Regions from separate parts of the Homo sapiens genome. Here all the other regions are linked to region 3. The links are chromatin contacts, found by Hi-C or POLR2A ChIA-PET in ENCODE. All regions are on one chromosome and are shown on one strand. The core of a region is the stretch at or near the end of the contact, and the rest is flanking DNA. Distances in the headings are between cores, read along the strand shown.

Region 1 (4,066 bases), core at 433-2,932, 3.9 Mb after region 3:
GGGTTGGCCCTTTCTCCTTCTTCCCTGAGGAGTCCAGTGGAGTAGGCCCAAATTTTGTGAAGGAAAAATATTAGCCACCAATCATTGAATACATAGTATGTGCTAGAGACCTGACTGTGTTATTGCTAATCCCCAAATCTCTACAATGAACGTGCTATCTCTTCACTTTAAAAATGTGAAAACAACCACAAAGATGTTAAAAATCACAACTAATAAGAGATTGTGCAGGAATCAAGATGTGGCAGTATGAGTTCTAAAACCAATATTCTTTTTACTATTCCTAGCTGCCTTTCTTTTTTTTTCTTTAGGCAGAGTTTCAGTCTTGTTGCCCAGGCTGGAACGCAATGGCGTGATCTCAGCTCACCTCAACCTCCGCCTCCTGGGTTCAAGCAATTCTCCTGCCTCAGCCTCCCAAATAGCTGGGATCACAGGCATGTGCCACCATGCCTGGCTAATTTTTTGTGTTTTTAGTACAGACAGGCTTTCTCCATGTTGGTCAGGCTGGTGTCGAACTCCCAACCTCAGGTGATCTGCCCGCCTCGGCCTCCCAAAGTGTTTTGATTACAGGCATGAGCCACCGCGCCAGGACTTCTTTTTTTGAGACAGAGTCTCGCTCTGTTGCCCAGGCCAGAGTGCAGTGGCATGATCTCAGCTCATTGCAACCTCCGTCTCCCGGGTTCAAGTGATTCTCCTGCCTCAGCCTCCCTGAGTAGCTGGGACTACAGGCACACACCATCATGCCCACCTAATTTTTTTTTTTTTTTTTGAGAATGGAGTCTCCCTCTGTCACCAAGGCTGGAGTGCATTGGTGCAATCTTGGCTCACTACAACCTCCGCCTCCTGGGTTCAAGCGATTCACCTGTCTCAGCCTCCCCCAGTAGCTGGGACTACAGGCGCGTGCCACCACAACCAGCTAATTTTTTTTTTTTTTTTGTATTTTTAGTAGAGACAAGGTTTCACCATGTTGTCCAGGCTGGTCTCGAACTCTTGACCTCAGGTGATCCACCCACCTCGGCCTCCCAAAGTGCTGGGATTACAGGCGTGAGCCACCGCGCCCGGCCAATTTTTATATTTTTAGTAGAGACGGGGTTTCACCATATTGGCCAGGCTGATCTCAAACTCCTGACCTCATGATCCACCCACGTCGGCCTCCCAAAGTGTTGCGAGTACAGGCGTGAGCCCCCGCGCCGGGCTAAGAAGGCAGTCTTTCTTCTTCACCTTAGATCCCTCTTGCCCAGCACAAAGTATTATAGAACAAGGTTTTGAAAATGGCTGAAGACAGCAGGAAACTCGTCTTCAAGCCTGAACAGTGGGAGTCAGCACGATCGCCACGCCCTCAACTCAAGTCCCCTCCCAGATCTTGAGTTCTTCCCTCTGAGAGTGGGGGAGGACGGCGGACGGGAACAAGGCGCCCCGACATGGTGTGCCTTTTGGCACCGGCGATGAGCCTTGCTCCGCCATCGGCCGCCGGGGTTTTCCAGTCAGCCTGTCTCCTGATTCTCTTCCCCTGCCCGGCGCAGCGGTCCGGCCGAATCTCGCCGGGGTCTCCTCTTCCCCTGCACCAGCCAGCGCCTCCTGGCTGGCCAGTCCCACCCTGGCTCACCCTTCCCGAAGAGCCTGCCGAGACCACTCATCGCGAGCTCGCCTCTCCCGCCTCCGCCCCTCAGCGTCCTCCAGACTTCCGCCTTGCTCCTGGGAGGGTGATGTCTCATCACACAGGGACCAGCCTTGCCCAATCCGTCCTCAGGGCGCCGCCGCGACATCAAGAGGCGCAAACGAGACCACCGGTGTCACGTGACCCAAGCCACCAGCCCCAGACCGACGCGCTCCTCTTAAAGCTGCCACATCATTTTCTATTAAGTAAAAAGACAGTTCTATCTCCACCTGAGTACGTGCTTGTTCTCCGGAAGGAAATGTGCAGTGTGATGGCACCTCAGTGTATGGGGTCAGTGGGAAAACTTCATGCTCTTTACAGAGCTCAGGAAAGTGGGGTGGTATAGGTTCAAGCACTTGGGGTTGCCCTAAGTTTAGATGGCAAACCTGATGCAGTCTAATGTCTCACATTCTGGTCTCTGCACCTCAGGACAACCAACCCCATTTCACAGGCTAGAAAAATAGAAACTCCCCACACTGTGGGTAAAATCTCTTCTGTCACACACAGATGAACTTTAATAAATTACAAATGCACCTGAAAATGCCTTCTTGATTTCCTTTCAGTTTAGGCCTCAAATGGGCTCTCCTCAAGGCTGGACCTCAAAGGCCCAGTTTGGGCCTTCGCAAATGTCTCTAACCCTTGACTTAGAGTTTGAAGATTCATTCCATTCTGGATGTGAATGCAGGTAACACCTAGAAAGATAAGAAGTCACATTTCATTAAGCTTTCAGGGTTCTCCATTATTACTCTGACCTTTGTGAGTGCCACCTATAGGGCAAACTATCCAACCTGTATGTATCTACCTAATCCCTCCTAGGGACCCCAAATGGCTGTTCCTCATCACTCAGTACCCAGTTTGCTGACGTCTACAATATTCCGCCTCTCATCATCAAAGAAGATCATCTGGGAGAAAGGAATTCCAGTCTTCTGCTGCAACCTATTCAAGACAGGGCAGGAGTAACCAAGCTAGTATCTTGGTTTCCCAGGCCTCTCTGATACTTTCTCACCCTGCTCCTCCCTTATCTCCGCATACCTCTCAAAGTGTGTGATCTTGCTGCCTGGATAGATTTCCCGATGAACAAAGTACCTGAAGAGGTCAAAGAGCTCCAGTAGCTGGTTGGCCCCTTCTATCTCACTTGTCCTGCAAAACGGTGTAAAAGATGGGATTAGCAAAGTGAAGGGCCAGGGCTACGTTAACTTATTAAGCAAAGTTAGTAAGTATAACCAGGGAAATCAACTTGCTGTTTTTCCGGGATGGACAGGCATCCTCAGCCTCTGTTTAACTCCATTGCCTTCCTATTTGACACAATTGGTGCTGGGCCAATGTTTTAGCTTTTGTTTTGAGACAGGGTCTAGCTCTGTTGCCCAGACTGGAGTGCAGCGACCCAATCACGGCTCACTGTGGTCACGACCTCCTGGGCTCAAGTGATCCTCCCACCTCAGCCTCCCAAGTAGCTGGGACTACAGGTGCACGCCACTACAATTTTTTTTTTTTTTTTGGTAGAGATAGGGTCTCCCTCTATTGCCTAGGCTGGTCTCAAATTCCTGGGCTCAAGTGATCCTCCCACCTAGGCCTCCCAAAATGCTAAGATTACAGGTGTGAGTCACTGTGTCTGGCCCCACTTTTTTTTTTTTTTTTTTTTTTGAGACATTGTCTCACTCTGTCACCCAGGCTGAAGTGCAGTGGCTCCATCTCAGCTCACTGCAACCTCCGCCTCCCGGGTTCAAGCGATTCTCCTGCCTCAGCCTCCCGAGTAGCTAGGATTACAGGTGCGTGCCACCACGCCCTGCTAATTTTTGTATTTTTAGTAGAGACGGGGTTTCACCATGTTGATCAGGCTGGTCTTGAACTCCCGATCTCGTGATCCACCCGCCTCGGCCTCCCAAAGTGCTGGGATTACAGACGTGAGCCACCGCGCCCGCCTGCTGGCCCCACTTTTTAATAGTTAAAAGGCACAGGAGAGCGTTCAAGGGAAAAAATATGTAAATACTTGGAAACTTGCACCGCCCCTATTTTTGTAGACCAGGGGTTTCACTGTCTCTTGCATGCACCCTTCAGCATTACACTGTCAGTTGTCAGTCGCTCTTCTTACCTTGAAGCAGCCGCACCGGGCACCCCAAGGCTCTGCAATCGTTTTAGGACCTCAGGCACCTCTGGGTACAGTCGGACGTCTTGGCCCCGCCTATCTCGTACAGTTCCATCACTGGAGAGGGCAAGAGTGCGCTCAGCCCTGGCTGGGTCCTATCTCGCCCCCAGTCTTCCCTGTCCCTACCTCACCTGCTCTTATGGAACGGAGGGTCTACGTGCGTGTCGACCCAGAAAGGCCAGAGAGTGTAATCTGCGAGAGGAAGGAGAGGGAAGGTTCAGCCTGGGGCGGGAGATGCAGGGATTCGGGAGCTGCTGTTAGGGATG
Region 2 (3,924 bases), core at 309-2,808, 4.0 Mb after region 3:
AACATTCTTCTCTCCCCGCCGGCCTGGGCTCTTCTCCCCGCCCCTCCTGTGTTGCGGCCCTGGGCTCGGAGCCGGGGCAGCTCCGCACGTCACTGGGGTCCCCGGGGACTGGGGGGGTGGTCCCCTGGGCGGGCCCGAGGGAGGACCGAGGGGAGGGAGGGAAGCCGCCTCGGCCGCTGCGGAGCTCCGGCCCGTCGGGCCAGCCCTCCCTTCTTTCCCCAGTCCCGTAGAGCCTGTTTCTCATTAGAGTAACGGGCGCGGTCCCCGCCCGGCTTCTGAGTGTTTGTAAACGTCTGACCTGGGGCCGTCGCTTAACCGTTTAGTTGCTGGGATGGGGCGGCGTTGGGGGTGCGGCCCTGAACCGGAGGGATTTAGAGACTGGAGACGCGGCCTCTAAGAGAGGTTGAAACTGTGTGTGTGTGGGAGAAAATGATAACCACCCTCCCATCTCTCCTACCCGCCAGCCTCGCCAGTATCTCCCACCGAGTCACGAATCTCCCATCTAACTCCCTCTCACACAACCCAGGCCTCTCCAAGCCTGACTTTCCCGGAAACTCCAGTCCAGGTCTTCCTTCCTCCTCCAGCCCAGGTGACAGGTGTCCAGCCTGTTGGGGGCGGGGGGGCCAAGGAGGGGGAAGAGGAGGGGAACCCACAGGGTCCGGAGGTTTCAGGCCCCTAGTAAACCTGGCAAGGATTTTTAGAAGAGCCGGAGTGGGATGCTATCGGGTCAGAGATTCATTCCAGACTACAGTTCTAGGGAGGAGGCTGCCAACTTCCCGTGGAGGCTAATTCACGGCCCCTCTGGGTGGCTGGGACAAGGGCAGCGGCAAAGCCTGGCCTGGATCTACGCCCATCAAGGGCTGTGGGCCTAGGGACAGTTCTCAAAGCCTCTTTGGCTCGGACTGCTCCCAGAGGCATCCAGGCTGGCTAAGCGTTCTTCATCTTTGGGGGTCCTGGAGGAATGGCTGATGGAGGCGCTGATTCGGCAGCGCAAAGACTTCCAGAAGGCCCGGGCAGAGTAGCCCCAGGCAAGGGAGGCGGAAGAATAGCCTTTTCCTCTTCCGAGCAACTCGGTGCCACTCTGCCCCCAGGACCCTCCTGGCCTCAGGCTTGGAGGGAAAGGGGAGGAGAAGTGGTTCTGCCTTGCTAGGTGCTATCTACACAGTCTTCAGAATTTAAAAAAGGGTCTTCCGTGGGCTCTCTACCCTGGGGGCCCAGGATGTGGCCCCTTTAAGGCTCTCGGACCCAGAACCTTGAACTGAGACTAGGGGAGGTGGGGGCTGGGCTCTCTGCGGGAAATGATTGTCACAACGGCGGACCAATAGGCAACATTAGTATCACTCTTGAAGGACCGTTTTCCAATTCAGTTTTTTTTTTTTTGAGGGGGAGGGACTGAAGAGAGGACAGAGGGAGGGAGGGTGGGGGAGGACGAGGGGCGCGTGGTTTTCCCATCTCATCCCTGGAGGAGGGGCTGGAGCATCCCCGGCAGCCAATCAGGGACAGGCTGGGGGGGGGACCGCTTTGAAGAAGTTTGGGGGAAAAAAGTTTGGAAAAGTTTCTATAATAACGAGGGGGCTTCTGGAGGGAGGCGGCAGCGACGGAGGAGGGGGCTTCTCAGAGAAAGGGAGGGAGGGAGCCACCCGGGTGAAGATACAGCAGCCTCCTGAACTCCCCCCTCCCACCCAGGCCGGGACCTGGGGGCTCCTGCCGGATCCATGGGGGCGGCCAGCTGCGAGGATGAGGAGCTGGAATTTAAGCTGGTGTTCGGGGAGGAAAAGGAGGCCCCCCCGCTGGGCGCGGGGGGATTGGGGGAAGGTTAGTGCTGGGCTGGGAAGGGGTCTTGGGGTCAGTGAGAGGAGGGCCGGGGATCCTGAGTCTGGGGAATTTAAGGCAGCGAGCCTAGGGTGGGGGGTGAGGGAGTCAGAGGTCGAAGGGAGTCGGGGGGACTCGTTGGCCTGCGGAAGTGAGGCTGGGGGCCCGGGCACCACTTTCTCCTTTTTAGGTCGTGACTGGGGTGGGGGTGGGGGTGCTGTTGGCTGTGCGCCGCCTCCCGGCTGGGCCGCCTGTCACTGAACTGGGGGGCGGGCGGGAACTACGGCCCCAACAGCACCAGGCGCCGCCAGGGGAAGGGGAGGTTTGGCGCTGGAGCTGGCCCCTGGCGGACCGAGCTCTGGCCCGGCCGACTGGACGCCCGGGGCTGGGGGCGCTGTCAGGCCTCGCTGGGGCGCCCCTCCCCCTCCCCCGTCTGGCCGCAATGAGAGGCAGATGGCGGGGACCGAGCCGGGGGCGGCGGCCGCCGCTCGCACGAATCCGCGCTGCCCGCTGCCCCCCTTCCCCCGGCTGGGCCCAGCACGCATCACCCCCTCGGCTGCACCTCCGCCCCTAGATGGCGAGGAGAGAGGGAGGAGCCACCTCCCCTCGTCACCACAGCCCTGACGCCCCCCTCCCCTCTGGCCACGGTTGCGATGGCAACTGGGGCTCCTGCCAGCGCCGTTTGGGGGTTTGGGAACCGCTGCTAATTGGGTTCATGTGTGAGTCGCCCCCAGTCCAGCCCAGTGCCTCAAGAAACACGCCTCCAGGCCCAGCCCCAGCTCCAGCCCCTCTGGACCCACCTCTCTCACCTTAAGACCCACTGGATCGGGTACCCTCGGTCCTAGGATCCAGGGGCCAGTGGGCAAAGGCCTGGCATGCCTGCTTCAATCTCCTCCATCTTCCCAGGTCCAACTCTGCTTTTGTCTTGTGGCTCAGAAGGTCTCTTTGCTGAGGGGCAGGGAGCATAGAAGGACTTGCGGCCTGGCCACTCAAGGAACATAGCCATCTCACCTGCTTCTCTCTTTCCCCCTCTCCCTCTGCTCCTCTTCCCATTTTGACAGAACTGGACTCAGAGGATGCCCCGCCATGCTGCCGTCTGGCCTTGGGAGAGCCCCCTCCCTATGGCGCTGCACCTATCGGTATTCCCCGACCTCCACCCCCTCGGCCTGGCATGCATTCGCCACCGCCGCGACCAGCCCCCTCACCTGGCACCTGGGAGAGCCAGCCCGCCAGGTCGGTGAGGCTGGGAGGACCAGGAGGGGGTGCTGGGGGTGCTGGGGGTGGCCGTGTTCTCGAGTGTCCCAGCATCCGCATCACCTCCATCTCTCCCACGCCGGAGCCGCCAGCAGCGCTGGAGGACAACCCTGATGCCTGGGGGGACGGCTCTCCTAGAGATTACCCCCCACCAGAAGGCTTTGGGGGCTACAGAGAAGCAGGGGGCCAGGGTGGGGGGGCCTTCTTCAGCCCAAGCCCTGGCAGCAGCAGCCTGTCCTCGTGGAGCTTCTTCTCCGATGCCTCTGACGAGGCAGCCCTGTATGCAGCCTGCGACGAGGTGGAGTCTGAGCTAAATGAGGCGGCCTCCCGCTTTGGCCTGGGCTCCCCGCTGCCCTCGCCCCGGGCCTCCCCTCGGCCATGGACCCCCGAAGATCCCTGGAGCCTGTATGGTCCAAGCCCCGGAGGCCGAGGGCCAGAGGATAGCTGGCTACTCCTCAGTGCTCCTGGGCCCACCCCAGCCTCCCCGCGGCCTGCCTCTCCATGTGGCAAGCGGCGCTATTCCAGCTCGGGAACCCCATCTTCAGCCTCCCCAGCTCTGTCCCGCCGTGGCAGCCTGGGGGAAGAGGGGTCTGAGCCACCTCCACCACCCCCATTGCCTCTGGCCCGGGACCCGGGCTCCCCTGGTCCCTTTGACTATGTGGGGGCCCCACCAGCTGAGAGCATCCCTCAGAAGACACGGCGGACTTCCAGCGAGCAGGCAGTGGCTCTGCCTCGGTCTGAGGAGCCTGCCTCATGCAATGGGAAGCTGCCCTTGGGAGCAGAGGAGTCTGTGGCTCCTCCAGGAGGTTCCCGGAAGGAGGTGGCTGGCATGGACTACCTGGCAGTGCCCTCCCCACT
Region 3 (3,769 bases), core at 159-2,658:
CACCCAGGCTGGAGTTCAGTGGCGGGATCTCGGCTCACTGCAACCTCCGCCTCCCGGGTTCAAGCGACTCTCGTGCCTCAGCCTCCCAAGTAGCTGGGATTACAGGCGCCCGCGACCACGCCTGGCTAATTTTTCACTTTTTTTTTTTTTTTTTTTGTAATAGAGACGAGGTTTCGCTATTTTGCTCAGGTTGCTCTATAACAGATACTATGCTATCCTAACAATATGTTTCTAAATGATATTAGTGCCAAAACCAGGATTACCCAGTGATTTTGTTAATACAGGCTTATTGAATCGGAGGGTCTGGGGTGGGGAATTTGCTTAAGTATGCAGTCCCCATACTCGGTGATTCTCATGAAGCCAAACATTTGGGCGCCCCTCACCTGATGTCACCAAGAACCAGAAGACCAATTAGAATTTTCGTGGGCTTCCTGCCCCATGGTTCCCTCTGTTCCCAAAGGGTTTCTGCAGTTTCACGGAGCTTTTCACATTCCACTCGGTTTTTTTTTTTTTGAGACTCGCTCTGTCGCCCAGGCTGGAATGCAGTGGCGCGATCTCGGCTCACTGCAAGCTCCGCCTCCCGGGTTCACGCCATTCTGCTTCAGCCTCCCAAGTAGCTGGGATTATAGGCGCCCGCCACCACGCCCGGCTAATGGCTAATTTTTTGTATTTTTTTTTTTTAGTAGAGATGGGGGGGGGTTTCACCGTGTTAGCCTGGATGGTCTCGACCTCCTGACCTTGTGATCCGCCCGCCTCGGCCTCCCAAAGTGCTGGGATTATAGGCGTGAACCACCGCGCCCGGCCCGGTTTCGTTTTGTTTTTTTTTTTTTTTTTTTTTTCCAAAAATGGGCGGAGGAGAGTAGTCTGAATTGGGTTATGAGGTCCCCTGCGGGGTACCTCACCTCAGCCATTGAACTCACTTCGCTGGCCGTGAGTCTGTTCCAAGCTCCGGCAAAGGAGGCATCCGCCGGGCCCCTCCCCGAAGGGCGGGGTCCACGGCATCTCCTGCCCAGTCTGACCTCGCGCGGAGCCCCGTTCTCTGGGAACTCACCTCCCCGAAGCTCAGGGAGAGCCCTGTTAGGGCCGCCTCTGGCCCTAGTCTCAGACCTTCCCAAGGGACATGGGAGTGGAGTGACAGGACGCACTCAGCTCGTGGCCCCACTGATGAGCTTCCCTCCGCCCTATGGGAAAAAGTGGTCTCATACAGAACTTATAAGATTCCCAAATCCAAAGACATTTCACGTTTATGGTGATTTCCCAGAACACATAGCGACATGCAAATATTGCAGGGCGCCACTCCCCTGTCCCTCACAGCCATCTTCCTGCCAGGGCGCACGCGCGCTGGGTGTTCCCGCCTAGTGACACTGGGCCCGCGATTCCTTGGAGCGGGTTGATGACGTCAGCGTTCGAATTCCATGGCGGCGCGGCGGCGACGGAGCACCGGCGGCGGCAGGGCGAGAGGTTCGGAGCTCAATATCGCGGGACGGCATGCGGGGGGCGGGCAGTCAGAAAGGAACGATGCCACCTACTGTGACCCCCTTCCCCTTCCAGCTCCCTATAACCTGCACTTGGCTACCAAACCAGTTGGGGTGCTAAATTTTGTAAATTTCGGTTTTCAGAGCTTTGGGGATTACATAATTGTGCATAAAGCCTTGCGGAGCTGTAACAACTAATGTGCCAGTACTGTTGTTAATACCTAATGTCATCCAATTTACAAAAAGTAATTGTAAGGCACACCATTATTTTATACACAACAAAGGATAAGCACTGAAAATGGTGAACTGTGATTCACTGCTTATGTCATCCATTGTAAGATGCATCCCAGTTCCAGAGAGTAAAATGCGAGTCTTAGACCTATTGAGATACGGTATTATGTGTATAATGTTCTTAAATGCATAGGTGCACCCTATAAATTAGGTTCTATTGTACTTCTCTAGAAGTACAGTATTGTACAATATTCTAATATTGGAGTAAGTGAAGTAGGAAGAGATCAAATACTTCTCCAAGTTTCCACAGAGAAAAGCAGCAGAGCTAGGCTCTAAATTAGGCACAGACCCTTGAGCACTTAACTAACCTTTATCCCATACGGCCTCATGTATGAGGTGGGTATTTGGGGGACATTGGGACACAAGTAAAACAGATAAGCAGGCCTCAATCTATGAGCTTACAAGACTCCTGGGACTCCCTTTTATTTTGTTTTATTTCATTTGGCTAGAATAGCAATTTAGGAAGAATTACACAGACTGTTACACAAAAGTAGTGTGGGACAGTTGTTATTGCCTCTGTAAACTTAGAAAATTATCTTAAACCGGCGGGGTGAGGTGGCTCACGCCTGTAATCCCTTGGGAGGCCGAGGAGGGCAGATCACTTGAGGTCACGAGTTCGAGACCAGCCTGGCCAACATGGTGAAACCCTGTCTCTACTAAAAATACAAAAATTAACTGGGCATGGTGGTGCACGCCTGTAATCCCAGCTACTCAGGAGGCTGAGGCACGAGAATCACTTGAACCCAGGAGGCGGAGGTTGCAGTGAGCCAAGATCGCACCACTGCAGTCCAGCCTGGGCGAGAGAGTGAGACTCCACCTCAAAACAAAAAAAGAGAGAAAATTATCTTAAACCATTTCTTTAAAAGATTTTTTTCAATCTTTAAAATCTACACGTATTCGGGTGTGTACTCATTCTTTGCTAATTTCCAAATTCTGTAGCATTAAATGAAAGCAAAAGAGTTAATAATGGCAACACGGCTCCAGAAGACTCTTCCCCTGCCAAGAAAACTCGTAGATGCCAGAGACAGGAGTCGAAAAAGATGCCTGTGGCTGGAGGAAAAGCTAATAAGGACAGGACAGAAGACAAGCAAGATGGTATGCCAGGAAGGTCATGGGCCAGCAAAAGGGTCTCTGGTAGGAGTGGATCTGGGGATGATATCTTGTTATTTCAACTCCTATTTCGTCCTTCTTTCAGGGAATAATTAATTTCTCTATCCTTTGGGCATACCACAGCACTAATCTACTGCCTTGAATCTTCATTTTCATGTATTTGAGATGGATTGGGGTCTAAGGAAAGACCAGGATTGGTTGGGCGGGCAAAGTTAATCCTGACAAGTTTCTGTTTTACCACAACAGCTGTTTTTGATTCCCATAAAGTAGTACCTATCTGTCTTTCCTCAGAATCTGTGAAGGCCTTGCTGTTAAAGGGCAAAGCTCCTGTGGACCCAGAGTGTACAGCCAAGGTGGGGAAGGTAAGAGACTCTGGAACCGATCTTCAGTCCATGGATATCTCAGAGAGCATCCTTTGTTATAAGGACTCCTGTCTGGGATGCTGTTAGTACTCATTTTAGGAATCCTCTCCAAAATATGATGAGTGAGTAGTTTTCTCTAATGGCAAGAGATAGGAGTGGTAGGGCTTGGGGTTAATAATCAGGGTGTTTTTTAACATGGTGTGTTAGACCATTCTTGCATTGCTGTAAAGAAATACCTGAGACTAGGTATTTTATAAGAAAAGAGGTTCCTAGAGGCTGTACAGGAAGCATAGCAGTATCTGCTCCTCAGGAGACCTTAGGAAACTTTTACTCATGGCAGAAGGTGAAGCGGGAATAGGCACGTCACATGGCAAAAGCAGGGGAGAGAGAGAGAGACAGAGAGAAAGGGAGAGAGAGAGATTGGAGAAGGTGTCACAGAGAGAGAAAGAGAGAATGGGGAGGTGTCACACGCTTTTAAACTACCAAATCTTGTGTGAATTCACTCACTATCAAGAGGACAGCAGCAAGACA
Region 4 (3,775 bases), core at 397-2,896, 4.0 Mb after region 3:
TCCTTGGTCGGAGGAGGGGCTGGCTCACTGCTCTGGCTTCATTTTCCAGAGCTGCCTGCTGCAGTCACACTTAGGTCATCTTCTCTCACTTTTCTCCTTTTGCCGATTAGTGGACGTGACAGAGATGTGAATGGGGCAGGGATGTCCTTTGATGGCATCAAGACTTTAGCTTCTGGTGCGCTGTGTCCCAGCTCTGATTTCAGTTGCAGCCGTGATGGACAGTTGCATGGAAGCTGAGACTCTCACTGACAGTGAAACCCTCAAATGAACACAATCCCTGCTTTCCTGCCAAGGATCCTTGTAGGGTCCCCCAGCTTCCCCACTTTTTTTCTGTGTCCTGACAAAGAAACACAGAGTAACTTGATTGCCCTGTGACCTGGCCAGTTGCATTTCCCCTGCAGGCTTGAGCCCAAGCCAGAGCCTTGAAAAGGTATTCAGGTTGTTGCCCAAAACACTGAAAAAAACTGGCCCTGGCCCTGAACCAAATACCTTGAACCCTCGTAAACTCCATACCCTGACCCCCTTGTTTTGGATATACCCAGGTAGAACAACTCTCTCTCACTGTCTGTTGTGAGGATACGCTGTAGCCCACTCATTAAGTACATTCTCCTAATAAATGCTTTGGACTGATCACCCTGCCAGTCTTTTGTCTTGGGCAATCTATACTTTTCTCAGAGGTTCCCAAGGCCTACTGAAGGGACTTAACATACTCTTAATGGCTTTCCTCTCTCTTGTTTTACCTTATGCCCTCACTTCCTGAGTTAACCTCCCAAATACAGGATCACCTGTACCCAAGCCCTTAGCTCAAGAATACAGGATCACCTGTACCCAAGCCCTTAGCTCAAGCTCTGCTTTGGAAGAACCCAAACTAAGACAGTGCTCCTGGTGCCCTCCCCAAGCAACCTCAAGTTCTGGCTGTTACTTGAGCAGAGGCCTTTCTTTTCCCTTCCCCCAGCTCTATCCATCTGCCAGGCCCCCCTCAAATCTCTTCATTTCCAAGTTTTGCTTGACTTTTCCAAGAGGAGAGGGCTGCTTCTTAGTATGTCCCTACTCATCCTTTCCTTTCTTGTCTTGTATCCTGGTGCAGCCTGGTAATGGGGCCTCTTCATGGTTGTGTGTCATGACTCCCTAACCATTATGCCTCCATGCATCCCCTGTTCCTCCTGGAACCTAGCACCATGCCTTACATGGAAAAGCTGTCATTGACAGCCCGGTGAGAGCCCTGAGGGTGGAGTGACTGGGGCAGGGCCTGAGGCAAGAGGTGGGAGGAGGTAGGAGGCCAGGGGCTCAGCCGGACCAGGAGACTGGAAACAGGCAAGGATAAGGCAGGTGGGGGACTGAGTTGTTTGGGTCACCTCTGCAGGCCAGAGAGACCAGGCAACATACACACTGCAGAAGGTGGGCTGGGAGGATTGGGGCCAGAGCTGGGGGAGGGATGAGAACAGAAGCAGGACCAGGATTCAGCAGAGTCCTCCTATTTCCTTCCACCACCAGGGAATCTTACTGCCCCACTTCAGCTTGTGCTGTTTCCTGGCAAGGCAGGCTCTCACATGCCTGGACGCCTGGGTGCGTTGGTGATGGGAAGGAGCAGGGTGAGGGAGGGGCCCCAGGAGAGGCCCAGGATGAGCCTCATCTTGTCCCTCCCCATTCTTGTCTTACCCTCTGCAAATGTGATAGGCACAGGACAGGAGTAGGCACCTCGCCTACTGCTGCTTAACCTTTCAGCTTCTCCAGGCCCCCAATCCTGCTTGCTCCCAGCTTGGTAAGTAGATCTGTGCACGTCCCTTTACACCCCACCATCCAGTTTTGCCCAGATGTGCTAGAATGGGGCTGGACAAAGAAGGAGGGGCCAGACTAGAGGAGTGGTGGTAGAGATAGTGACAGCCTGGGGTGATGACTTTATGCCTGTTTACCACTGAGCTCTGGGAAGGAGGCCAGGAGTGGGGCAGGTCAACTGACTGGGAGCAGGGGATCTGGGTTCCAAGAAGGAGTTGTGTTTGAGGTGGGGTCTGGGTCCTCGTGGAAGTCAGGACTCCCAGGCAGAAAAGAGGCAGGCTGCAGGGAAGTAAGGAGGAGGCATGGCACCTTCTCATCGGGCATCACAGGTGGGGTTTTGCCCCACCCCTGAACGCCCTCTGTGGCGCCTTCCACCCACCTGTAGGCCCAGAAGGATGTCGGTCTGCTACCGTCCCCCAGGGAACGAGACACTGCTGAGCTGGAAGACTTCGCGGGCCACAGGCACAGCCTTCCTGCTGCTGGCGGCGCTGCTGGGGCTGCCTGGCAACGGCTTCGTGGTGTGGAGCTTGGCGGGCTGGCGGCCTGCACGGGGGCGACCGCTGGCGGCCACGCTTGTGCTGCACCTGGCGCTGGCCGACGGCGCGGTGCTGCTGCTCACGCCGCTCTTTGTGGCCTTCCTGACCCGGCAGGCCTGGCCGCTGGGCCAGGCGGGCTGCAAGGCGGTGTACTACGTGTGCGCGCTCAGCATGTACGCCAGCGTGCTGCTCACCGGCCTGCTCAGCCTGCAGCGCTGCCTCGCAGTCACCCGCCCCTTCCTGGCGCCTCGGCTGCGCAGCCCGGCCCTGGCCCGCCGCCTGCTGCTGGCGGTCTGGCTGGCCGCCCTGTTGCTCGCCGTCCCGGCCGCCGTCTACCGCCACCTGTGGAGGGACCGCGTATGCCAGCTGTGCCACCCGTCGCCGGTCCACGCCGCCGCCCACCTGAGCCTGGAGACTCTGACCGCTTTCGTGCTTCCTTTCGGGCTGATGCTCGGCTGCTACAGCGTGACGCTGGCACGGCTGCGGGGCGCCCGCTGGGGCTCCGGGCGGCACGGGGCGCGGGTGGGCCGGCTGGTGAGCGCCATCGTGCTTGCCTTCGGCTTGCTCTGGGCCCCCTACCACGCAGTCAACCTTCTGCAGGCGGTCGCAGCGCTGGCTCCACCGGAAGGGGCCTTGGCGAAGCTGGGCGGAGCCGGCCAGGCGGCGCGAGCGGGAACTACGGCCTTGGCCTTCTTCAGTTCTAGCGTCAACCCGGTGCTCTACGTCTTCACCGCTGGAGATCTGCTGCCCCGGGCAGGTCCCCGTTTCCTCACGCGGCTCTTCGAAGGCTCTGGGGAGGCCCGAGGGGGCGGCCGCTCTAGGGAAGGGACCATGGAGCTCCGAACTACCCCTCAGCTGAAAGTGGTGGGGCAGGGCCGCGGCAATGGAGACCCGGGGGGTGGGATGGAGAAGGACGGTCCGGAATGGGACCTTTGACAGCAGACCCTACAACCTGCTGCCCTTCCCTGTCCCTTTCCACCCCCCACCCACCCTCCAGAGGTCAGTGTTCTGGGACATTTGGGGACCCTTCTTTGACTAGAGTTTGGATCTGGCTGGGTAGGATTACTATACACTTGGGGCAGGCCCAGGCTCCTCCAAACTGAGGGATTATGAGGGTGGTGATGGTCCCTGTTAAGGACTATTGTGTGCTTGCAAGTTGGCATGTACCCATGTGCCAGCATTGCTTACTTGTTGCCAATAGCTGTTATTGTGAAATACACTGGGAAGCCATTAGATGATGACTTAAGTGTGCTTCCCCTGGTGGTTCTTCATGCCTGAGTTGTACTGAAGCCACCTAGTTCCCTGCTGGGTCAAGCCAGGCTGGGCAGTGCCAGCCTTCAGTGGCATCTTGACCTGCCCTCCTCAGCCCAGGTGCCCTGGTTCCACAGGCCAACCCATAGAACCACTCTGGAAATAAAGGAGAAAATGGAAGGAGAGGTATGGGAGCTTGGATGAGGGGTAGG
Region 5 (3,696 bases), core at 1-2,500, 3.9 Mb after region 3:
GCTGCTGGAGCACCTCTCGTCGGCAGTTCCAGAGGGTGGCAAAATCAGGGTTGGCTCCCAGAATCTGGCTTGTCAGTTCCAGCACGGACTCATCCAGCTCACCAGCCTGGCGCTAAGAAGATAGGTGGCAGGGTTAGAGATCATATAATTTTCCCACTACAGGACTAAATAACGTAAACTTAAAACCATCCAATATTCTGTGAATCCCACATTATACAACAGGTACTATGAACCATGCTTTATGGCCTTACAGGTATTCTCTCATTTAATCTTCACAACAGCCTTATGCAGTAGGTGCAATTATTAGCCCCATTTTACAGATGAGCAAACTGAGGCCCAAAGAGATTCAGCAACTTGCCCAAAGTCATACAGTTATAAGTGAGATAACCCAGAATTGGATCTAGGCAGTCTGACTCTAGGGACCAGCTCTTGGCCTCTGCACTATACTAAGGGAGCTACTTGGGGTCGGGGCTACCTCTGAGGGCCCCACCTTCTGGAATACGGCCTGGGTGGCTGACTGGTATAGCTTCAGCTTCTGCTCTCGCTCTAGCCTTTTGGCCTCCGCCTGCTCTTCTGACGTCTTCACCTTCAGGCGTCCGTGCTACAAGGATGAACGGGTTGGAAGAGTGCAGGTTGCCTTGCAGAAGCTGACCTGCAAAAACCCCACACTGTGGAGCCCTAGGTTCATACGGGGCAACCATGGCACTGCCACTGGGGGTGAGGGCGCGGGCCTGCGGAGGTGAAGGGCTGGGCTCAGGGTTCTCACCATGGTGCCGGCTCAGGGTTCAAGACAGGGGAAGGGTCCAGTGGTAGCCCTTGAAGTCTGAGGAGAGAAGTGTCAATCACGTAGCCCCGCCCCTACTAGCTCCGCCCACAGCTGTGTCCGGAAGCAGCAAGCGTGCCTGGGCAGAGACCCCCAGAGTGTAAAGAGGTCCTGGGACAGGCTTTGCACGTTCCACAAGAGGTGAGCACCCGGACTAGGACTTCCATCCGTGTGGCCCTTCCTATAGCCCGATTCGCCCGGGCCAGAGCGCGAGCCGGGGCACCTGGGCGTTGGGGACCACTCTGCTCCCCAAAGGTTGCCGCTACCCGCCCGTCCCACGGCTCCCGGGCACCCCCGCCCCCCGCGGGCGGACCCACCTGCGCTGGGAGGAGGCGCGGGGGACGCGGAGCTGCGGCGCCCGCCACAGAGCCCAGGCGCTGGCTAGAGCGGCGCCACGTCCCGGCTCATCGAAACGCAGCGCACTCTGCAGGCTTGGGGAGGGACTTGCGGCGGAAGAGGCCGGCTCGGAGGCGCGTGCGCGGGGGCTCTGCGCTCGCTGTCCGGAAACGCCTCGTACCTGTTAGCCACCTGGTGTGTACGAGTGCGCACGGGCGACTGTAGCGTGCGTGTGAAATGGGGGGAGGACCATGCCAGTTGGTAACTCAGAGTGCAATGTAGTTAGTGGAAGAGGTTTCTCCAACAGCCGGAAACCCGCACCTTCACTACTCCACTGACCTCACCCTGGCCACACCGACAGCCTTCTAGATGTCAAATCTAACAGGGGGAGTTTCCTGTCATTTTCTCTAACCTCTGAAGCATTTGACGCTACCCATTTCTTTATACTTGACACCCCCATTCTGGCTTCTCCTCCTGCACCTCTGCCTCTCTCTTCTCATCTGTTCACCTCCACCCCTAAATGTTGGTGATCTCCAGGGCCCTTTCCTCACCCCTTTTTCACTTCACCCACTGTTCCTGGGAGAATGTTTAAATGTAAGCCTTCAACTGCTTCGAGTTGGAGCTCCTCAGAGCTGTTTTGGCCCACAAATCTGGCATTACACTTTCTCTGGGTGAGTTCATCCACACTCATTGTTTTAATTACTACCTGTAAATTGATGACACCCAAATTTATATCTCCAGCCCAGATGTCTTGCAAGCTTAAATAACAATAAATAATATACATGCACATACATATTCAAACACCTGTTGGATATCACCTGGTGTCCCAGAGACACCTCAAACTCCAAAAGCCAAAAGGTATAAATTATCTTTCATCCATCCTGTCTAAACATTGGCCTTTATGTTTTCTATTGTAGTGAATGGCACTATTTCCTCCTCACTTCTTAAACTCGCTTAAATACTCTTTCTCTTCCCACTGCCACTAGGAGTTCAAACTCCGAATTTCTTCTCCAGATTGTTGAAAGTCTTTTCAGTGTTCTCCACCTCATCCCTTGTTATCAGTCCATCCTCTGTGCTACTGAATCCATTTTTCTAAAATGCAGATTTGACGTCATATCTGTGCCTAAAAGTGCTGAGTGGCTCCTTTTCAGGATAGAATTGTAATCTCTCAGCTCAGCACATCAGACCTATTGGCATTTGGGCTCTGCCTACTCTCTGGCTGTATATCCTGCCTGACCCTGCCAAAAACTCTTCATGACAGCCTACAGAAATACTTGCAGTTTCCTAAATATGTTAGCCTGTTCCCTCTTGACTCTCCTTTCTCCACACTCCTCCTTTGCCACAGTAATTCCTGTTTATCTTTAAGATTTAACTTTTTGAACTCCACAGTACAAAGAAAAAAAAATGTAACTCAAGTGGCACCTCGAGGAAGTTCTCTAAAATGCCCCAGTCTGATTTGATAGACCTTCATATGTACTTTTAAAGACTGTGATTTTTTTCCCTGTGCCTACTGCAAAGAAGGTTTTCTGGTGGAGCCTTTATGAGGTTCAGGGTGGCTAGTGAGTGTGTGTGTACCACACGTACACGTGTGTGATGTCTTTGCGAATAGTGTGTCCATGTGGCATGTGTGTGTTTATAACTCACACCTGGGTAAGAAGGTAGTGCTTTAAATTTTTTTTTTTTTTTTTTTTGAGACAGGGTCTCACTCTGTTGCCCAGGCAGGAGTGCAGTGGCACGATCTCTGCTTACTGCAACCTCTGCCTCCTGGGTTCAAGCGATTCTCCTGCCTCAGCCTCTGGAGTAGCTGGGACTACAGGCATGCACCACCACACCCGACTGATTTTTGTAGTTTTAGAAGAGACGGGGTTTCACCATGTTGGCCAGGCTGGTCTCAAACTCCTGACTTCAGGTGATCTGCCCACCTTGGCCTCCCAGAGTGCTGGGATTACAGGTGTGAGCCACCATGCCCCGCCAGTGCTTTAAATCTTTATATATCCTTCACACCTCTCTCAGCCCCTGGAAATGTATGTAAAGTGTCCATTATATACTTGTCCTTTCCTAGATCCTATAACAAATTCTCGAAAAGAGACATTTTTCCTATCCCTGTGTATTTGTAGTCCCAGTGAGGAAAGAGTTAAGCCATTTATTGGTTCTCTTTGTGCCAGCCACTGTGATGGGAGTTTTGCATACATAGGAGGGATGTGCACACACACAGAATTACAGGTAGGAGGCAGTAAGCAGAGTGATTAAGAACATGGATCCTGGAGCCAGACTGCCTGGCTACAAATCCTAGCTTTGCCACTTGCTTGTCCCAGTGTGACCTGGGGCAAGTTACTTAACTTCTGTATTGCGTTTCCTCTATGTCTGAATTTCTTCAACAGTAACATAGGAAAAATATTATCTAGCTGCTGCAGTTGAAGTTAATCTGTTGAAGTTAAGCTGAAATAAAAGAATCTATGTAAAGTGCTTAGAATAGTGTCTGTACTAAGTAAGGGCTCAGTATAGTAATAGGAAGCTGAGGCTCAGAAAGATTAAGT
Region 6 (3,699 bases), core at 648-3,147, 4.3 Mb after region 3:
TATAGATATATCACATTTTATTATCTATTCATCAGTTGATAGATATTACCCACTTTTTAGCTATTGTGTATAGTGCTGCTAATGTTGAGCAACTGTCAAACTCTTCATCATTTTACATTTACATTCTACCTTTTATATTCCTGCAGCAACGTACAAGGATTCTAATTTCTCCACATTCTTGCCAACACTTGCTTTCCTTTAAAACATTAATTTTTATTTTAGCTATCCTAGTAGGTATGAAATGGTATCTCATTGTGGTTCTGATTCCTGTTTCCCTAATGTCTAATGATATTGAACCTCCCTCTCCCTATCTGCTCATGTCTAGTCTTGTGACATTAGGAAGAGGCAAATTTATAGCTCATTTTAGAAACATAACTGAAGTTTGAGGCAATGCATTCTTGGATACCAACCTTAATCCTGGCTTCATTTATATTAGCACCCTTACTTCCCCTTTATTTTTAACTCTTCATTTAAAATTTTTATTTATTATGTGGTACAAAATTTTTGCAAGCTGCCTTTTTTATTTTTTAAAATCTAGAGTATAAGTAAATTTAAAAGTCCCATGTCATTTACCTCTTATCCTTTTTTAAAAAGCAAAACAAAACAACTTTTATTGTTTTCTTTAAACACACATAAACTAAATGTTTATTTTGGAAATTTACAAATTGGACTCAACACGTAAAAAAGTAAAAAGAGTAAAATAAAAATCTTCTATAAACACACCACTAACCATGGTTAGTATTTTGGCATTATTTTTTCAGTCTTTACCTATATACCTATATATCATCTCTCTAGTCACACTACTTTTTAAAAATGAGATTATATTATACATTCTTTTTTCATAACATACTATTTTCATCTAACAATATATCATGATCATTTTACCTCATAATTAACTATGCTGCCATGGTTGTAAATTTTTAAACTTTGATTTGCATTATCACTGGAGTTACCTATTAAAATAAAGATTCCAAGTCTACTCCCAGTGCTTCTGACTCCGTCATTGGGATCCACATCCAGAAATCTGTATTTTTTACAGGCTTCTGAGCGATTCTAATATGGGCCATCTTGGGCTCTTTGAGATTACTTCCACACTACTAATTTCAACTATTGCTGAATTTTTCATTGTGTGGATACAGCACTATTTATTCAACCAGTTACTTATTTGGGGTCATTTAGATTATTGGTATTTTTCATTATTTTATTCATCTGCTGAAAAAATCCTTATTCCTACAACTTTGCTGTCATCCATGACTGAGCATTTGTTGCTTATACCCAAACTGTGTGGTATGTTACAGTGATGGGGCTTGGTGAGTGCTCTTCTCATCATTGAATGGGGATTGAGATGCAGATGCTGGAGAAAGCCTCTCAAAAAGCCACATCAGGCCCTGAAATGTGATTGAGAGGACTTAGGGTTTCACAGGAGAAGTGGAAAGGGGAAGCAGCTCAGTGTGTGAGGAAGTGAGATTCAAATTCCGTGTGCTTGAACCTGGAAGCCAAAAGAGCTTATACACCTGGGGCCCAGCCAGCAGTCGCTTATTTCTCTAGAAACTAAGAGAGGGACTAAAATACTCCCTTTTGTTGAAAATTTCAAAGTGGGGGCATCAGCCTTGGGTCAAAAAGAAGGAATAATGGGAGGAGAGAGAGCAGAATGAGACAGCACAGCTTTCTGTCCCAGCACAGCTCATGAAAGAGAGGCCATGCAAAATGAAAGCATTCTTTGCACTAAAAATTTCTGAGAGACACCAAGGCACAAATAGAGTTGCTTTGGTGTTGAAATGTCAAAAGAGGTGTAGCCACCATTTAGGGATGTGACACATTGAGGTTTGGATGCTTTAAAGAACTTCAAAGAAAACGCAGCATCTTTTTGGGTCTTGATGGCCGGTGCCCTTTCAAAGAACATTAGAGAAGATGATGGCTCAGTGGTGTCACCACAGATAGTGCTGAAGTGCTTTGATGTAGCTTTGCGGGCTGTATCAGTCTCAGCAGGAAGAAGGATGAGTCAATGTCGAAGAAAGGAAAACCTAGTTCCGGGGACTGGCCAAGGACTTGCGTGTGAGAACTTGCGATGCATCTCCTTTGAGGGACTTTCAGGAATTATGTGGAAGGAGGGAAAAGGTGAGGATGTGAGTAGTGTACCTGGAATCCCAAAATTCTACATTAGGAATGGAGACAAAAGGCAGAAAAATTCAGGTCACTCATGGACCAGAGCTACAAGGGAAGTGCCCACCTAAGAAGTTGTAGAGGGCGGTGTGTGCTGGAAAGGATTGCTCATGTCCATGTGGGGTGTGTGATTACAGGAGTGGGTGAGGGAAAGGGTATCCTCTGAATCATTTATCAGAAGCCCCTCAGGGGCGACCAGAACCCCTAGGTTATTTCTTAGCAAACTCAGCCTCTTTTCTCATTTTGAGGTGGGTGAGGAAAACTAATTTTCCTCTCCGCCCCCATTTCTCCTGCTCCCCACCCTAAGCTCACTGAGAGTGAATGTTTGCCCCTGAAATAGAATCAGTTCTAAGAAAACTCCCTCGACATCCTGCTCCATGTCAAAATAAAATATGACTGTGGGTGGGGGAATGGAAAGAGGGGTGGTCGGGGGCTGAGGTCATTGCTGAGGATGGGCTGTCCTTGTGCAAAAGGAGCTTATGGAGTGGCCCCATGGAAGAAGCAGGTACATGCTGTAAGTAAAGCACAAAATCTCTAGGTGTCTGGGTTGGTCCCAGCAAAAGCCTAAGAGTGCCCAGAACCGGATGTAGCAGCTTCCTGTTTGCTATTTCACACAACTCTGCAAAGAGCAACAAGGTTTTTCAGCCATATCCAGATTACACTTGTCTACTTGAATTTATTAATTAATCTGGGGAGAATTACCATTTTTAAAACTTTGTGTGTTCCCATCTGTAACATTCAGCAATATTTTTGATTCAAGTGAGAGAAACCTGACATAGCAGTGCAAACAGTAACGGTTTCTGTTTCTTATATGACAACCAGTCTGGAGATGAGCAGTCCAGGGCTGCTGAAGTGACTGTGTAATGTTTCTCATCAGTGTCTTGGACTTCTGTATGTATATGTTGATATTCCCCCTTATGCTTATTGCTTCCTTGCCACAAGATGGTTGCAGCTACTCCAGGCATCAAGTCAGATTTGTATCAGGAACAAGGAAGAAGAAAGAGGGTTGATGCCTCACCCAAAAAGCAAAAGAAAAAATAAAATAACAATAAAATAGAAATGATCTCAGACTTTTGTTTACCTTTTATTGGTCAGAACTTTGTAAAATATTATGCCTATCTGAAAGAAAATTTAGCAAAAATATATTTTATACTCCTCTCTCCCTAAATTTTGAATTTTGTTCACAAAAAAGGTGATGCCAAGGTTTCGTATAGATAACTTGTAGCTCTGCTACACCATCCATCAATATTTTATATCTTTTCAATTTATTAAGTCTTCTTTTATGTTCCTTATAAGCTTTTATTATTTTAATCTGTACATATCTTACATCTCTGTTGGATTTGTTTCTAGACATCCTGTACTTTTATTACTGTTACCTTTAAAAATACATATTTTCATTGGTTGTTGTATAGGAATTGGTTTTTGTATATTGAGCTCATTGAGTATAATTAGTTGTACTAGTTTGTAGATTCTCTTGGGTCATCTATGTAGAGAAGATAGACAGGCATATCATCTATAAACATTACTACTTTATTT
Region 7 (3,715 bases), core at 1-2,500, 3.8 Mb after region 3:
GGCATGCCCAGGCAGTAAAATGGGTCCTTGGGAGCAGTAGGTCTTGCAGTGGGTGGGAGGGAGGAGGCTTTCTGGGCAAGGGCATGGGTAGATAGTAGCAGGCAGTGTGGGCACAGGTGGGTTGTTAATCTTGTTCGTCCAGGTGTCTCAGAGTCCAGCTATGTTAGACACACTCAGTTAATATTAGCCAACACAACAAATATTCTGCTCCCTTTTCTCCCCAGGGCACACTACAAAGAGTATCTTGTGAGCCTCATCAATGCCCACTCGCTGGACCCAGCCACCTTGTATGAGGTGGAAGAGCTGGAGACGGCCACTGAGCGCTACCTGCACGTACGCCCCCAGCCTTTGGCTGGAGAGGATCCCCCTGCTTACCAGGCCCGCTTGTTACAGGTATAGCCTCCACCCAGCCTCATCTCTTAACCCACCCTACAGAAGTCACCTGGTGCTGACTGTGTCTGAGCTCCAGGCTTCCAATATCATTACCTTCTCTCTCCTTCTGCAGAAGCTGACAGAAGAGGTACCCTTGGGACAGAGTATCCCCCGCAGGCGGAAGTAGCTGAGGGCAAGGGTCCCGATGAGGGTCCCATGGCCTGCTCCCTCAGGAACAGCTCCAGCACCAATAAAGAGGCATCTTACCACCCAGGCTTCTTGGTGGTCCTTCTTCCTGGTGCCACCATCTAGGGGCACCAGGGAAAGAGCGGGGTGAACAGAGCTTTGCTGAAAAGGGCCCCCTGCAACCTAGTGCCTGACCCTCCCTGGACTCAGGACCAGGAAGGAGTTGACACCCTGGATGGTCAAGGGAGGCCCTCCCCATCCAGCAGCCTGGCCTGGGCTTCCTCCCTCCCTGCCTCCTTTTTTCCTTTCATAGAATTTGACTGGTATTTGAAGTCACCCAATATGTATCAGGTGGGCACTGTGGGGGAATGCAGATGCACAGGTGTACACAGCAGTCCAGAGGTCCCAGGCCTGACTCCAGGAAACTGGCCTCCCTGGGGAAGCCACGGTGTCACCCAGAGGTCAGATAGAAGCAAGAGTATCTGAGGGAGGCAGGGGAATGAGCCAGGCTGGAGCTGAGCCAGCAGGGCAGGGCCCCCCTGCTGCGACAGTGGCATCCTGATAGTGAGATGCTCAGATGCTGCTGCCCTCTAGTGGCCGCCAGTTCCCTGCAACTCAGACCACGTGATTTCTGGGAAAAGGCCCTCCCTGGAGGAGAACTGAAACTTAGGGTGGGGACTGTAGAAAGGGGCGGAGAGATCAGCCGCCCAGCCAGGAGTTAAGCTGAGGTCGTCTGAGCCCTGCGACAGCCTGGACAGCAACTCAGGTAAGATCAGCCAAGGATGGGAGTCAGCCTGGGATCTAGGGCTAGAAAGTCCAGCCAGATTGAGGGCAGGGGGTCCTAGGGGTCGCTCTGTTAGACTGAGGGATAGACAGAAGATCTCTTAAGTCAGGAAGTGGGAGATTCAGCCTGAGAGTGAGACTGACAAGGGCCAGCTCCCCAGACCCTTGTAGGCAAAGGTCAGGAGGACCTACTGCTGGATTGTTCAAGGAAGAAGGCTCCTGGCCCCAGCCTCAGTGGACCATTTGTTTCCTTGCCATCTGGCCCTGCCCACTTCTGCTGCAGCTCCAACCCCACCCCTACTTCCTGCCCCACCTACTCCTGGGGCCGGCAGGGGGTGGGGGTCAGGCTAGGTTGTGTAGGCTGTGGGGCGGTGGGTGAAGAGCCTGATGGATCTCAGCAGAACCTACCTCTGCTGATGCTCGGGAATCTAGACAGGGCCTGTCACCAGGAACGATCACCAAAGGAATTCTTTTGTAAACAATACATCTCTGAAAAGTCCTAAAATTAAGACCAGTGCCCAAGGTTTCCTTCCAGGTATCACAGCTTAGAGTGCTAAAAACAATGTTTTGGGGGGTTTTGTTGTTGTTGTTGTTGTTTGTCACTGCTAGTGATGGCAGAAAGGAAACAATTCTGTCCCATAGAGTGTTGAAATGTGTTTGGAGCTAAAAGAAGATGGATGGGATCTCTGGGACCTGTTGCCAGAATCTAGTCTCAATGGCCAGGGTCTCAGGAGATGTTCCCTCCCAAAGTGTCAGTTCTGATGCATCCTGCTCCTATTATCCCCCAGGATGGCATCAGGCAGGGCACGCTGCACCCGAAAACTCCGGAACTGGGTGGTGGAGCAAGTGGAGAGTGGGCAGTTTCCCGGAGTGTGCTGGGATGATACAGCTAAGACCATGTTCCGGATTCCCTGGAAACATGCAGGCAAGCAGGACTTCCGGGAGGACCAGGATGCTGCCTTCTTCAAGGTGAAAGGGCCTGGAAACCACTGTTCCTCTGTGTGTGGGATGGTGTATACACACTGGTACACTCATCCTCGAGCACTTGCGTCTGCCTGGGTTTCAGATAAGGGACAGATTGGAGAGGAAAACTAGCTGCATCATTTGCAGAGTCCAGTACAAAATGAAAATGTGGAGGCCTTGTTCAAAAATTTTAGGGATATTGGCCAGGCACGGTGGCTCACGCCTGTAATCCCAGCACTTCGGGAGGCCAAGGTGGGTGGATCACGAGGTCAAGAGATCAAGACCAGCCTGGCCAACATGGTGAAACCCTGTCTCTACTAAAAATACAAAACTTAGCTGGGCCTAGCGGTGCATGCCTGTAGTCCCAGCTACTCGGGAGACTGAGGCAGGAGAATCGCTTGAACCAGGGAGGTGGAGTTGTAGTGAGTCGAGATCGCACCACTGCACTCCAGCCTGGTGACAGAGTGAGACTCTGTCTCAAAAAAAAAAAAAAAAAATTTCCAAGGATTTCAAGATGGCAACGCAGAGCACAGACCCTGCATAATCCCTTCTGAGCTCAGAGCTGCACGCCTGTAAAGCCAGTCCTATTGGAGGGGCAGGTGGAGCCTGTAACACACTGCCTCTTCTTCCCTTGCTTTCTTTCCTAGGCCTGGGCAATATTTAAGGGAAAGTATAAGGAGGGGGACACAGGAGGTCCAGCTGTCTGGAAGACTCGCCTGCGCTGTGCACTCAACAAGAGTTCTGAATTTAAGGAGGTTCCTGAGAGGGGCCGCATGGATGTTGCTGAGCCCTACAAGGTGTATCAGTTGCTGCCACCAGGAATCGTCTCTGGTGAGTTTCCCCTTGTCCAACCACTGCTAGACTCAGCAGACTGGGGAGGAAGGATAGATGTGCAGGCTTCCCCCAGGCTTATAGCTCTGCCCTGTCCATGCCCTTGGGGGGCTGCAACCCAGGTTTCCCTTCCTAGACCTGCCCATCCTTCACTGCCTCAGACCTCTCCTTCACCCTCTGTCCTTGCTCAAGACCCTGACCTTTCTCTGTCCCTCAACAATTCCACAGGCCAGCCAGGGACTCAGAAAGTACCATCAAAGCGACAGCACAGTTCTGTGTCCTCTGAGAGGAAGGAGGAAGAGGATGCCATGCAGAACTGCACACTCAGTCCCTCTGTGCTCCAGGACTCCCTCAATAATGTAAGAGATGGAGAGGGAACTGGGTGGGCCTAAGGGCAGGACAGTAACCAGAGGGAGAGGTGGGCCAATGAAAGACACTGTGTCTTGGGAGGCCGAGGCTGGCAGATCACGTGAGGTCAGAAGTTCGAAACCAGCCTCGACCAACATGGTGAGAACCCGTCTCTACTAAAAATACAAAAATTAGCTGTGCGTTGTGGCATCTGCCTGTAATCCCAGCTACT

Evidence for each region. A loop is a pair of places that touch in the nucleus more often than their neighbours do. ChIA-PET counts read pairs that join two places held with the same protein, here RNA polymerase II (POLR2A). Pooled maps may share reads with other maps.
Region 1: a map with no recorded cell type shows a loop between it and region 3 (11-fold over the local background). The contact joins the promoter of CHMP4A here to the promoter of PARP2 in region 3. A Hi-C loop is called at or near these places in 1 of 37 single-sample maps with no recorded cell type and 7 of 50 pooled maps. POLR2A ChIA-PET finds 5 or more read pairs at or near these places in 2 of 52 experiments (WTC11 and endothelial cell of umbilical vein).
Region 2: a loop to region 3 is called in a map of chondrocyte, with 5 times the contacts of the local background. The contact joins the promoter of NFATC4 here to the promoter of PARP2 in region 3. A Hi-C loop is called at or near these places in 1 of 168 maps with a recorded cell type or tissue (chondrocyte), 1 of 37 single-sample maps with no recorded cell type and 5 of 50 pooled maps.
Region 4: a loop to region 3 is called in a pooled map, with 4 times the contacts of the local background. The contact joins the promoter of LTB4R2 here to the promoter of PARP2 in region 3. A Hi-C loop is called at or near these places in 4 of 50 pooled maps. POLR2A ChIA-PET finds 5 or more read pairs at or near these places in 3 of 52 experiments (GM10248, activated T-cell and endothelial cell of umbilical vein).
Region 5: a loop to region 3 is called in a pooled map, with 9 times the contacts of the local background. The contact joins the promoter of RABGGTA here to the promoter of PARP2 in region 3. A Hi-C loop is called at or near these places in 4 of 50 pooled maps. POLR2A ChIA-PET finds 5 or more read pairs at or near these places in 2 of 52 experiments (B cell and activated B cell).
Region 6: a pooled map shows a loop between it and region 3 (7-fold over the local background). The contact joins the enhancer-like site here to the promoter of PARP2 in region 3. A Hi-C loop is called at or near these places in 2 of 37 single-sample maps with no recorded cell type and 5 of 50 pooled maps.
Region 7: a pooled map shows a loop between it and region 3 (10-fold over the local background). The contact joins the promoter of IRF9 here to the promoter of PARP2 in region 3. A Hi-C loop is called at or near these places in 3 of 50 pooled maps. POLR2A ChIA-PET finds 5 or more read pairs at or near these places in 2 of 52 experiments (A549 and AG04450).

Annotation. Positions count from the first base shown.
Region 1 is chr14:24,211,806-24,215,871 of GRCh38, forward strand. It overlaps CHMP4A (charged multivesicular body protein 4A), which reads right to left and starts at 1,683. Exons shown (of 6, transcript NM_014169.5): 1 at 1,604-1,683; 2 at 1-24. The coding sequence starts at 1,634. It overlaps NEDD8-MDP1 (NEDD8-MDP1 readthrough), which reads right to left. Exons shown (of 7, transcript NM_001199823.3): 4 at 3,747-3,857; 5 at 2,687-2,794; 6 at 2,505-2,590; 7 at 2,138-2,346. The coding sequence ends at 2,219. MDP1 (magnesium dependent phosphatase 1) reads right to left here. Exons shown (of 6, transcript NM_138476.4): 2 at 3,932-3,992; 3 at 3,747-3,857; 4 at 2,687-2,794; 5 at 2,505-2,590; 6 at 2,138-2,346. The coding sequence ends at 2,219. RefSeq lists enhancers at 1,092-1,211, 1,166-1,974, 1,402-1,901, 1,538-1,832, 2,987-3,725.
Region 2 is chr14:24,366,626-24,370,549 of GRCh38, forward strand. NFATC4 (nuclear factor of activated T cells 4) reads left to right here and starts at 1,559. Exons shown (of 10, transcript NM_004554.5): 1 at 1,559-1,815; 2 at 2,874-3,924. The coding sequence starts at 1,716. It overlaps LOC124903291 (a long non-coding RNA gene), which reads right to left and starts at 2,760. Exons shown (of 2, transcript XR_007064085.1): 1 at 2,622-2,760. RefSeq lists silencers at 1-299, 2,018-2,397 and an enhancer at 3,360-3,924.
Region 3 is chr14:20,342,227-20,345,995 of GRCh38, forward strand. PARP2 (poly(ADP-ribose) polymerase 2) reads left to right here and starts at 1,409. Exons shown (of 16, transcript NM_001042618.2): 1 at 1,409-1,461; 2 at 2,706-2,861; 3 at 3,168-3,238. The coding sequence starts at 1,416. It also overlaps RPPH1. RefSeq lists enhancers at 292-391, 1,322-1,491.
Region 4 is chr14:24,308,494-24,312,268 of GRCh38, forward strand. It overlaps LTB4R2 (leukotriene B4 receptor 2), which reads left to right and starts at 1,647. Exons shown (of 2, transcript NM_019839.5): 1 at 1,647-1,762; 2 at 2,162-3,545. The coding sequence starts at 2,172. The coding sequence ends at 3,248. NOP9 (NOP9 nucleolar protein) reads left to right here. Exons shown (of 10, transcript NM_174913.3): 10 at 1-631. It overlaps LTB4R (leukotriene B4 receptor), which reads left to right and starts at 3,009. Exons shown (of 2, transcript NM_001143919.3): 1 at 3,009-3,311. It also overlaps a transcript of CIDEB not described here. RefSeq lists silencers at 2,493-2,592, 2,793-2,922.
Region 5 is chr14:24,270,347-24,274,042 of GRCh38, forward strand. It overlaps RABGGTA (Rab geranylgeranyltransferase subunit alpha), which reads right to left and starts at 1,251. Exons shown (of 17, transcript NM_182836.3): 1 at 1,141-1,251; 2 at 767-823; 3 at 491-601; 4 at 1-112. The coding sequence starts at 769. It also overlaps a transcript of NOP9 not described here. RefSeq lists enhancers at 569-778, 1,519-1,598, 3,477-3,536, 3,577-3,696 and silencers at 969-1,258, 1,329-1,428.
Region 6 is chr14:24,671,779-24,675,477 of GRCh38, forward strand. No RefSeq gene overlaps it. Among named protein-coding and RNA genes, the nearest start is that of GZMB, 39 kb to the left of the region's middle. RefSeq lists enhancers at 1,263-1,312, 1,552-2,751, 1,643-1,692, 3,013-3,062. Within about 2 kb of position 1,898, at least 9 of the 41 ENCODE cell types and tissues checked have a DNase peak (open chromatin) inside an H3K27ac peak, as active enhancers do.
Region 7 is chr14:24,160,015-24,163,729 of GRCh38, forward strand. IRF9 (interferon regulatory factor 9) reads left to right here and starts at 1,251. Exons shown (of 9, transcript NM_006084.5): 1 at 1,251-1,324; 2 at 2,130-2,310; 3 at 2,952-3,135; 4 at 3,364-3,494. The coding sequence starts at 2,131. RNF31 (ring finger protein 31) reads left to right here. Exons shown (of 21, transcript NM_017999.5): 20 at 225-393; 21 at 506-641. The coding sequence ends at 559. RefSeq lists enhancers at 978-1,367, 2,357-2,416.